2 separate regions of the Homo sapiens genome follow, and region 2 is linked to region 1. Evidence: read pairs that join two places in POLR2A ChIA-PET (ENCODE). Cell type or tissue: K562. All regions are shown on one strand. Each heading gives the region's core, and the rest is flanking DNA. Links, peaks and the distances in the headings are about the cores only.

Evidence for each region. Peaks named below come from ENCODE experiments on the same cell type or tissue, not always from the same donor. Only the 100,000 strongest peaks of a DNase experiment are listed, where the experiment ranks them.
Region 2: POLR2A ChIA-PET joins it to region 1 with 5 read pairs; 2 of 35 experiments call an interaction of 5 or more read pairs at or near these places.

The regions. Positions count from the first base shown.
Region 1 is chr9:131,158,100-131,163,477 of GRCh38, reverse strand. NUP214 (nucleoporin 214) reads right to left here. Exons shown (of 36, transcript NM_005085.4): 18 at 3,992-4,095; 19 at 305-487. Among named protein-coding and RNA genes, the nearest start is that of NUP214, 35 kb to the right of the region's middle. In K562, for the core only: no CTCF peak of the experiment used is centred there; DNase peaks (open chromatin) are centred at 997 and 2,567.
Region 2 is chr9:131,100,672-131,106,049 of GRCh38, reverse strand. The region is part of intron 2 of AIF1L (allograft inflammatory factor 1 like); the gene reads right to left. Among named protein-coding and RNA genes, the nearest start is that of AIF1L, 6.8 kb to the right of the region's middle. RefSeq lists enhancers at 2,779-3,698, 3,964-4,514. In K562, for the core only: no CTCF peak of the experiment used is centred there; DNase peaks (open chromatin) are centred at 3,199 and 4,259; H3K27me3 peaks cover 3,591 bases.

The DNA of each region.
Region 1 (5,378 bases), core at 225-5,224:
TTCAATCAAACCATGACACTGTTACTATGGTGTATCACTTGCTATGATATATTCAGCACCCATTTCATCAGTGTAATATTTTACAGACTTAATTTAACTCTCCAACAATCCCACGAAGCAGGTATTGTCATCCTCATTTTTTAGGCAAAGAAACAAAGGATCAGAGAGGGTGGGACCCTGACCAGGATTACACAGGTGAGAGACACAGAGTCACTTGCAAACCCATATCTGAACCACTCTAAGACTCCCTAAATGTTCATGCATTCATTCACCCATATTTATTGAGTGCAAGTCCTCTCCACACCTGTGAATGCTGCTCTGGGAAGGAACAGCCGAGGACAGGCTCCACAGGGAAGTCTGTTTGTAAAGGCGGAGCTGCTGAAGACTATCCACCAGGTGATTCAGCCTCTTCCTCTGTTGGTTGATGATTTCCCGATTGTTGGCTAGGGTGTTAAACAGTGTCTCTCGCTCTGGCACAAGCAGGTGCCTGTTGACAACAATGAGAAAAGAATTAAACATGAATGGTTCAAGTAAAGGAATCTCCCAGTAAAAAAACAAACAAGACTACAATGGTAACAGTGAAAATGATAAAATGGAGAACCAGCACTGGACAAGAACCATTAAGAAATTACTAGAAAATAAAAAGGAGATGAAAGCCTAATGAAGATAAAATGGAATGTGGAGAAAACAGCTGGAAACAGGCAGGCCAGTCCTGTAGCAAAGGACAGCATACATTAGGTGAAACCTGAGAGAGGCCCTGGGAAGAAAAGGGCAGGAGTGAGGTGTGAGTCAGGAACCAGGAAAAAGCCAGTCAGCTTTCTACTTAGAATTTATCTGTTTTTCTGAATGTAAATTATATTCAATTAAAAAAAAAAGGTTCACTGGAAGTCTATGGGAGTCAGTTAATTCTTCAGACTATTGTCAAGAAATAGGGGGACAGCATAAGATTTAGCATCAGGAAGGTAACCTGCCCAAAAGAACTAAAACAAGACAGAGACAACAGTAGCTGCCTCTGGGAAGTAGGTCTGACTGTAGAGGGCGACAGGTCTATTTGCTTCCGCTTTTCAGTAGAAATCTTTAAGTAGCTTTGAAATTTTTTTCTGACTGCATTAATTTGCAGAGGGGATAGGAAAAATCATACATATAAAAACATAAGGAATAATCCCACATCAGTTATAAACCAAATTTTCTTTGCTATGGTATGTCAATACAGTCATGTGCCACATAACGACATTTTGGTCAATGATGGACTGCATATACAACGATGATCCTATAAGATTACAGTAGAGCTGAATTCCTATTGCCTAGTGATTTGTGTTACAATTGTCTATAGTAGTCAGTACAAAACCATGCTGTACAGCAGGGGTGTCTAATCTTTTGCTTCCCTGGGCCACACTGGAGGAAGAATTGTCTTGGGCCACACATAAAATATACTAATGCTGGCTGATAAGCTTAAAAAAAAAATCAAAAAAATCTCAGAATGTTTTAAGAAAGTTTACGAATTTGTGTTGGATTGCATTCAAAGCTGTCCTGGGCCACATGAAGCCTGCAGGCCGTGGGTTGGACAAGCTTGCTGTATGGTACTGTGGTCTAGGAGCAACAGGCTATACACCATAAGCGCCTAGGTGTGTAATAGGTGATGTCATCTAGGTAATAAGTACACATAGTGTAAGCACATTCTGTGATGATCATATAATGACAAAATCGCCTAACAATGAAATTCTCAGAACGCACGTTAAGCAACAAGTGACTCTATGTATATTTTGCCTCAACACAAATCATGGAATGAAAAATGCTTGCTAAACAGAAACCTCTGGATTTATTTCCCTTTTTCCCATTACCTCTTTGAGTTCAGGGCTGACTTGAATGACTGCCTCTGGTAACAAGGTAGTTCAACATATAATTTTTAAAAGGCATTTCAGGCCAGGCGCGGTGGCTCACGCCTGTAATCCCAGCACTCTGGGAGGGCGAGGTGGGTGGATCACGAGGTCAGGAGTTGGAGACCAGCCTAACCAACATGGTGAAACCCCATCTCTACTAAAAATACAAAAATTAGCCAGGTGTGGTGGCACGCACCTGTAATCCCAGCTACTCAAGGAGGCTGAGGCAGGAGAATCGCCTGAACCCCGGAGGCGGAGGTTGCAGTGAGCCGAGATCGCGCCACTGCACTCCAATATGGGTGACACAGCGAGACTTAGTCTCAAAAAAAAAAAAAAAAGGCATTTCAATAGGGTTCAAGGTAATATTCAGGGATGGCCCTGAAACAGAGAAGTGCTATCAAAATAGAAAATTGTACAGATTTAAGAATTTGAACTCTGCAGAAAGAGAACTCAGAAAAGCATAAGTAGTAAATCCACAGAATTGTTACAAAGGAAAAAAAAGCTTGGCTTCTCTTTAAGCATCATGCACTTTCTTACAAGGCTAACTTGTTAATTACCAAAAAGAAATACAACCATTGAGCAGAGCAGAATGTACCCACTGTAAGGTTAGACCATTGTTTCCCTTGTGGGAAAGCAAACCATATGGTTAAACATGAATCAGAACCAGGTGTGTGAGCTAGTTCTCTAATGGGGCCCCACTGCCCATGGAGACAAGTGCTCCAGTCCACAGGCCACAGAATTCTCCCCTTAGATAGTGGCGGAGGAGAGCTTCTCACTTCTATCTCCCTATACCTATCTATGCTGCAAGCTGAGGGTCCTCCAGTTGGGATTTTTAGCCTTTCTCCACATAACACAATGTAATTTATTGAATTGTGCTTACTAAATTATAAGCATATTATAGTCCTGTCCCTGATATCACACCCAGGTTGTCCCACTGAAAAGTACATCAAATAGACCATTTCTTGGTTTGTTTTCATACAGGGCTAGCTAATCATTAATCAAGTGTAGGTGTTTCAGAAATCTAACATTTCATGGCTGATTCATTTTTCAAATTTCTAATGGGCACTTCATGCTCTCATGGTGCATGACATTCTACTCCTTGTGGAAAATATGTGGCTTAAAACCAAATATCTAGGGATAAAAAACTATGCTAAAAGGTTTTCCCATTACTTTGCCATCATTTCTCTCATCTTTTTAATTATCCACACTAATTACAAATGTTTTCTAAAAAAGAAAATTTGAAATATACAGAAGAGTATTACGGAAAATTCTCCTTAATCCCGTTTTGCAGATATAACTACGAATATTTTGTTACATCTATTTACTTTTGTACCTCCACATTCTTATTAGCCAATATGCTTTTGTCTTTTTACTTATTAAATTTTTATATTACATCTAATAATTATAGCGAAATAGTTATATATTCATACATTTTGTAGAACATAGAATATGTATTCAATATATTAAATAATTTATTGGAGAACATGCTAGTCAATGGTTACAGGGTATTCTGTAGTTAAGAAAAAAAGCGACCATATTTATTTAGCCACTCCTGTACCTTTAGATAATTAGGCTGAATCCAATTTTTCACTATCATAAATTATACTGCAATATAAATTATTTTATGTAAATTACTGAGTATCATTTGTTGTTTCTATAGAAAAATATTTCAAGTAGAATGACTGTTAAAAAGAATGAACGTTTTGTAGAGATTTTCTCTTTCTTGTTTTTTTTTTTTTGAGATGGGAATTTCGCTCTTGTTGCCCAGGCTGGAGGGCAGTGGCACGATCTCAGCTCACTGCAACCTCCGCCTCCTGGGTTCAAGCGATTCTCCTGCCTCAGCCTCCATAGTAGCTGGGATTATAGGCATGTGCCACCATGCCCGGCTAATTTTGTGTTTTTGGTAGAGACAGGGTTTCTCCATGTTGGTCAGGCTGGTCTCGAACTCCCGATCTCAGGTGATCCACTCGCCTCGGCCTGCCAAAGTGCTGGGATTACAGGCGTGAGCCACCGCACCCGGCCTGGGATTTTCATATGTTCCTAAATAACCTTTTTAAAATGGCAATAGCAATATCTATTCCAACACATTGCAGATGAGAGATCTCATTCACCTTTGTTTTTTCTTTTGTTCCAGATGCTGATCCCACTCCAAGTCTAGAACATCATTCACATCTTGGACAGCAAATTTCACATACTGATGAAGGCGCCGAATTTCCTATAAGAAAAAAATTAAAAGGCAAATAACTTGTTTTTCTGATAGTTTGGGGGAAGATGTATCAAAACAGTCAAAAGAATTCTAAAATACTTCTATATTAAGAACCATAATGAACAAGGAAAACAGAATAGGTTTTAATACGATTTTTAAAACTATATAATTAAAATGAGGCCGGGTGTAGTGGCTCAGGCCTATAATCCCAACACCCTGGGAGGCCAAGGCAGGAGGACTGCTTGAAGCCAGGAGTTAAAGATCAGCCTGGGCAACACAGCAAGACTCTGTCTCTAATAATGTATACAAATAAAAAAGTTACATAAAAAAACTTTATAATTAAAATGAAAAACAAAATTGGCCAGGAGTGGTGGCTCCTCACTTTGGGAGGCTGAGGCAAGCAGATCACTTGAGGTCAGGAGCTCAAGATCAGCCTGGCCAACATGGTAAAACCCCGTCTCTACTAAAAACACAAAAATTAGCCAGGCAGGGTGGCAGGTGCCTGTAATCCCAGCTACTCAGGAGGCTGAGGCAGGGGAATCACTTGAACCCAGGAGGCAGAGGTGGCAGAGAGGTGGTACAATGAAAAGGGAAACAGAATGGGTATGGCTGCCTAGGCCCCCAGGGAACAAATGTTCTTGCTTAATTCTCATTTCTCAGTTCCATGGTCTGGGAATTTTCCATTCCATTCTGGTACTCAGACAGTGCATCCATTTAGATTTTGCTCTCCCACCCATAAAATTAACTGTAATGGAGACAAAACGGTGCTGAAAGTAATTCTAAACCTATCTATTCACAGCATAGAACATATAAGTCATCTTCCCATTTGAGAAATACTCATTTGTTTGCAAAATCAAAGAACACTATCAGCACTAAAAACTGAATCTGTCATTATTTAAAATTTTAGCTATTTAACTTATTATAGGCCTGCAATAATTTTATTTAAATTTTGGGCGACTGTTAACCTTCATGGCTATGCAACTTGATTCTCAAAAATTAAAAACAGGCCAGGTGGCTGGGCGCTGTGGCTCACACCTGTAATCTCAGCACTTTGGGAAGCCAAGGTGGGCAGATCACCTGAGGCCAGGACTTCCAGACCAGCCTGGCTAACATGGTGAAATCCCGCCTTGACTAAAAATACAAAAATTAGCTGGGCAGGGTGATGCATGCCTATAATCCCAGGTACTTGGGAGGCTGAGGCACAAGAATCACTTGAACACAGGAGGCGGAGGCTGCAGTGAGCTGAGATCACGCCACTGCACTCCGGCCTGGGCAACAGAGCAAGACACTGT
Region 2 (5,378 bases), core at 187-5,186, 57 kb after region 1:
GCCAGAAGTTTGAAGTCAGCCTGAGCAACATAGGGAGATCCCATCTCTACAAAAAATTAAAAAATTAGCTGGGTGTGGTGGTGCGTGCCTGTAGTCCCAGCTACTTGGGAGGCTGAGGCTGGAGGATCACTTGAATCCAGGAGGTGAAGGCTGCAATGAGCTTTGACTGCACCACTGCACTCCAGCCAGACCCTGTCTCTAAAAAAAAAAAAAAAGCAACAACAACAACAACAAAACATCCATTGAATGAATGGACAGGCCTGCCATTCGGTCCATTATTTTCTCCATCCTCACCCCTGCAACGATCAGGCAGCTTTGCAAAAGTGTGTGCCCACGCATGACAGAGGCTGGAGGGGCTTAGGGTTTGGAATCCTATTTTTCCTTAGAGCCAAAAATGACAAATGCAGCCCAGTGTGGTGGTTCACGCCTGTAATCCCAGCACTTTGAGAGGCCAAGGCAGGCGGATCACCTGAGGTCAGGAGTTCAAGACCAGCCTGGCCAACATGGTGAAATCCTGTCTCTACTAAAAACCACACGTACCTGTAATCCCAGCTATACTTGGGAGGCTGAGGCAGGAGAATTGTCTGAACCCGGAATGTGCAGGTTGCAGTGAGCTGAGATCGCGCCACTGCACTCCAGCCTGGGCCACACAGTGAGACTTTGTCTTAAAAAACAAAACAAAACAAAACATGACAAATGCTTGGGCCACAAGTGACCAGGGTGGGAGAGGCAGCTGAGCTCCTCATGTGTGGGCAGCCCTCACTGGCTCTGGGATTAGGGCAGCTGTGCTGACCATGCCTGGGTAGGGGATGGGGGAGCCCGGCGGGCAGTGGCAGGAACAGGACTCCACCAGCCAGGCTGCCACGCCTGCTCCACCTCTGAGCTTTGGATTCTTGGTTCCTGCTCATGTACCACCCACAGCTCCCTCCCTGCAGGCATCCTCCCCCCGTCCCTGCCAAAGGCACAGGTACCCTGTCTTTCCAGGACCCCTGGCTGCCCTGACCCTGGGTCCATAGGCAGAGGAGACAGAGATAGAAGCCACCCCAGGTGTTTGGAAGAAAAGCAAAATAAAGAAAAAAAAAAGGCAGACTGGAGCCAGAATGCCTGAGTTTGAATCCACTTCATGGCTGCATGAATTTTTTTTTTTTTTTTGAGACAGAGTCTCGCTCTGTTGCCCAGGCTGGAGTGCAGTGGCACAATCATAGCCCACTGCAACCTCAACCTCCTGGGCCCAAGCAGTCCGCCCATCTCAGCATCCCAAAGTGCTGGGATTACAAGTATGAGCCACCGCACCCGGCCAGCAAATACTAAATAAATGTTAGCTGTTTATTATTTTTTTCTAATACTTATGCCCATACAATCAGCTTATAACCTCCATAGACCCTCACAGACTATTCAGCAGATTAGGAAGGAGGCCCCCTCCCCGTGGAGTAGGCCAGTTATGATTTCTCTCTCCTCTTTCCAGGTATCCCCATTTGACAGATGGGACAACTGAGGCCCAGAGAGGTTGCTCAACTTGCTCAGGATTGCCAAGTTTTAGCAATTCAAGGTCTATGCCTGCCCCAAACAAGAAGGTAGCCTGGCTGCAGGTTTCTGGGCAAAGAAAGTCAATACTGGGAGTTACCTTTCCTCTTCGGCAGCTGCAGGAGGTTATTCCAGAGGCCAGGGAACCACTTTATAGCCCTCCAGGGAGATGTGGGGGTAGGTGGTTTATTCTATCCCCTATCCTCCTCACACAATCTAACCCACTGTCCCCAAAGACAAGTTTTCCCGGCTGCAGAAAGTAGAAAGTGCTGGGGTGGGGGAGCAGGTGTGAGAAGTGCAGGGGGCCTCTGGGCCCTGAAAGTGGCTATTGACATGCAGAGGGGCAGGCCTGGAGGCCACAGTGGCCTGATCAGTCCCTAGCAAAGGGCCAGGAAATGCAAGCGGGCAGGAGCTGGGGGGTGACACACAGGCAGCTGAGCCCACTTTTCAGTCCCCGGGGACCAGAGCATCCAAGGCTGGGGCCTGGGAGGTGGCAGAGCTGTTAAATTATCCACCCAGCCACAGAACCAGAAGGGACTCCTCACAGCGTTCAGCTTGCCCTCCTTGTTCAATAGCTGGGGAAACCGAGGTGCCGGAAGGGACAGGCCTTGCCCAAGTTCACAACAGTTGAAAACGTCACATCATCTCTCTGAGCCCAGGGTGTGTAGGACATAGGGGATAACTTGCCAGGGTTGCCATTCCAGCTTTAGCACATACTAGCTCTGTGGCTCTGGGCAGGGCAACTTTACCTGTTTACCACTCTAGGCCTCAGTCTCTTCATCTATAAAGTGGGCTTATCTATCAAATGGGATCATAATGATATGCAGAACCTCCTCACTGAGTTGCTGTAAGGAATTTTTTTGTTTGTTTGTTTTGTTTTGAGTCAGGGTCTTGCTCCATTCCCAAGCCTAAAGTGCAGTGGCACGATCTGCAGGATCACTGCAGCCTCAACCTCACAGACTCAAGCTATCCTCCTGCCTTAGTGCCTGGCCTGCGGTAAGGATTAAACGAGCTAATTGCACAGAAGGAGCCTGGCTCCTAGTACACTTGCTAAGTGTTCAAAATTATTATTATGTCTTAGGATCATCCAAACTCAAGCCACATCGAGAGGCAGGTGTGTGTGCGGGGGAAGGGCAGGGAAAGAACATCACCCACCGACCATGCTGTGCTCCTCCGTGATGCCCTGAAGTCCTCCTGGCAAGTCTTGGCCCACTGGCCATCCCTCAAGGGCAAGTTTTGCTTTGTCCTCAGCCCCCGGCTGACCTGGCAGTGATGGGCCATCCAACCTGCCTGAACCCTCCCATCTCAGTCCCCAATAGCATCTGTTCACTGCCGCCTTTCCTGGTCACCTACAGCCTCTGATGCTCGCCAGAGTCCCCCAAGCCCATCCCAGCCTCCAGCGAGGCCCCCAAGTGCTATGCCCAGGAGGGGCTGTTTCCAAACCCATCAGAAGCTGGCAGCCCCTGCCGTGCCTGTCCTCAGAAGCCCTCCCACCTGCCTGCTCCTCGCTGACTTAACTCTCTTTCTGGGCTGGTACCTCTAGCACCTTCTGGCGAACCCTTGCTCCTGGCCCTCCAGGCTTGTCTTTCTGTATCAGCTGCAGCAGAATTTTGGGGTGGGCGGATATCACCATCTTGGAGGCCATCCAAGGGGCTGGTGGCTCAGGCCTTGGACAAGAACTCCAAGGACAGGAAGCACCATGCCGGGGCGTAGGACCTCTGACGCAGCCCACAGGCTCTTAAAGGGCCAGGGCCAGGCCACAAGTGGTGCTGGCACCTGGTGAGTAGCAGAAGCCTGTAATGTGCACCCACAAGGACAGCGGGTTCACATTCCCCACTGCAGCCCTGGGCCTCATTCAGATGCCGCATCCTCGCCAACAGATGGGGCAGCTAAAGAAAAACTCCCAAGCAGCTATGCAATAAAGCACACCCTGCAGAAATTCCATCTCCAGCTTCCTGTGACACGGCCACACCAAGGTCATAACTGGTTGGACCTGCAGGGGACACTGAATCCTCAGAGGCTCACGTGGCCACTTATCACCATCTCCCTTATAATATATTAAGGAAGAGCAAGAGAGGTGGGTGCCCAGCAATGCCAGCTGCATACATTCGCCTGGGCAGGGACAGAGTGGCACTGCCAGGTACATAGGAAAAAAGACACACCTGCATACTTGCCTGGGTCAGGTCTCAGAGGCCCCCCATTGCTGGGGGAAGGGCAGGGGATATATACACCCCTGGGCAGAGATACCCAGCCTACCCTGCCCAGCTGCCTTCCCAGTGCAGATGACATGTGGCTTCTGAAAAAAACATCAGGGGCCAGGTGCAGTGGCTCATACCTGCAATCCCAGCACTTTGGGAGGCCAAGGCGGGTGGATCACTTGAGGTCAGGAGTTCGAGACCAGCCTGGCCAACATGGTGAAACCCTGTCTCTACTAAAAATACAAAAATTAGCCGTGGTGGTGGGCACTTGTAATCCCAGCTACTCGGGAGGCTGTGGCAGGGGAATCGCTTGAACTTGGGTGGCAGAGGTTGCAGTGAGCCGAGATCATGCCACTGCACTCCAGCCTGGGTGACAGAGTGAGACTCTGTCTCAAAATGAAAAACAGCGAAACAAAACAAAAAACCATCAGGTACCTAAATGTGACAGGGAATGCTGAGTGCCCTTCATTCGACCCAGGAGGGCTGGACCATTGGGACAGTAGCCAGAGATCCTTATCGATATAAGCAAGAGAGGCCTGTGTCATAGCTAGGCTGCAGCCACCTGGTGACAGGGGCCAGGGTGACTGGGTTTGAATCCCAGATCTGCCACTTCCTGGCTGGGTGACCTTGCAGGTGACTTCATCTAGCTAAGCCTGTTTCCTCATCTCTAAAATGGAAGTCAAGGCCCGGCACAGTGATGTATGCCTGTAATCTCAGCACTCTGGGAGGCCAAGGTGGGCAGATTGCTTAAGCTTAGGAGTTCGAGACCAGCCTGGGCAACATGGTGAAACCTTGTCTCCACAAAAAAAAAAAATTAGCTTGGCGTGGTGGTGCACGCCTATAGTCCCAGCTACTCAGGAGGCTGAAGTGCAAGGATCACCTAAGCCCAGGAGGTCAAGACTGCAGTGAGCCGAGATCACACCACTGCACTTCAGCCTGGGCAACCCAGTGAGACCCTGTCTCAAAAAAAAAGGAGTCATGATAATCCTTATCCCATGGGGCTGTCTGCAGATTCTCACTGTGCATCTGTCTGCTGGGGTGCCCTGTTGCGGGGTCAGCGAGATGATGAATGTCAATCTGTGGGCATGGAGCACAGCCACAGCTCGTTACTGTGTTGAAGATCTCACCTGTTGGCCGGGTGTGGTGGTTCACACCTGTAATCCCAGCACTTTGGGAGGCCGAGGGGGGCGGATCACGAGGTCAGGGGTTTGAGACCAGCCTGACCAATATGGTGAAACCCCGTCTCTACTAAAAATACAAAAATTAGCCGGGCGTGGTGGTGCGCGCCTATAGTTCCAGCTACTTGGGAGGCTGAGGCAGAAGAATCGCGTAAACTTAGGGGGTGGAGGTTGCAGTGAGCCGAGATCACGCCACTGCACTCCACCCTGGGTGACAGAGCGAGACGCCGTCTCAAAAAAAGAAAGAAAGAAAAAAGACCTCACTTGCTAGCCAGCTCATGTGGCAGCCCTCACTGTCCCCTGAGCGCCTCCTGCTAAGTCCCAGGGCACAGCCACCCTGAGGGGCAGCGCCCCCAGCCCCACTCCTGCTTCTCTCTGTCCCTGTGGGAAGCTGGAGAAAATCTCTCCCATTGCCATATAAGGCCATGCCTGGCTGGCCTGGGGTCACCAACCATGCCATCAGGGCTCGGGGAATGCC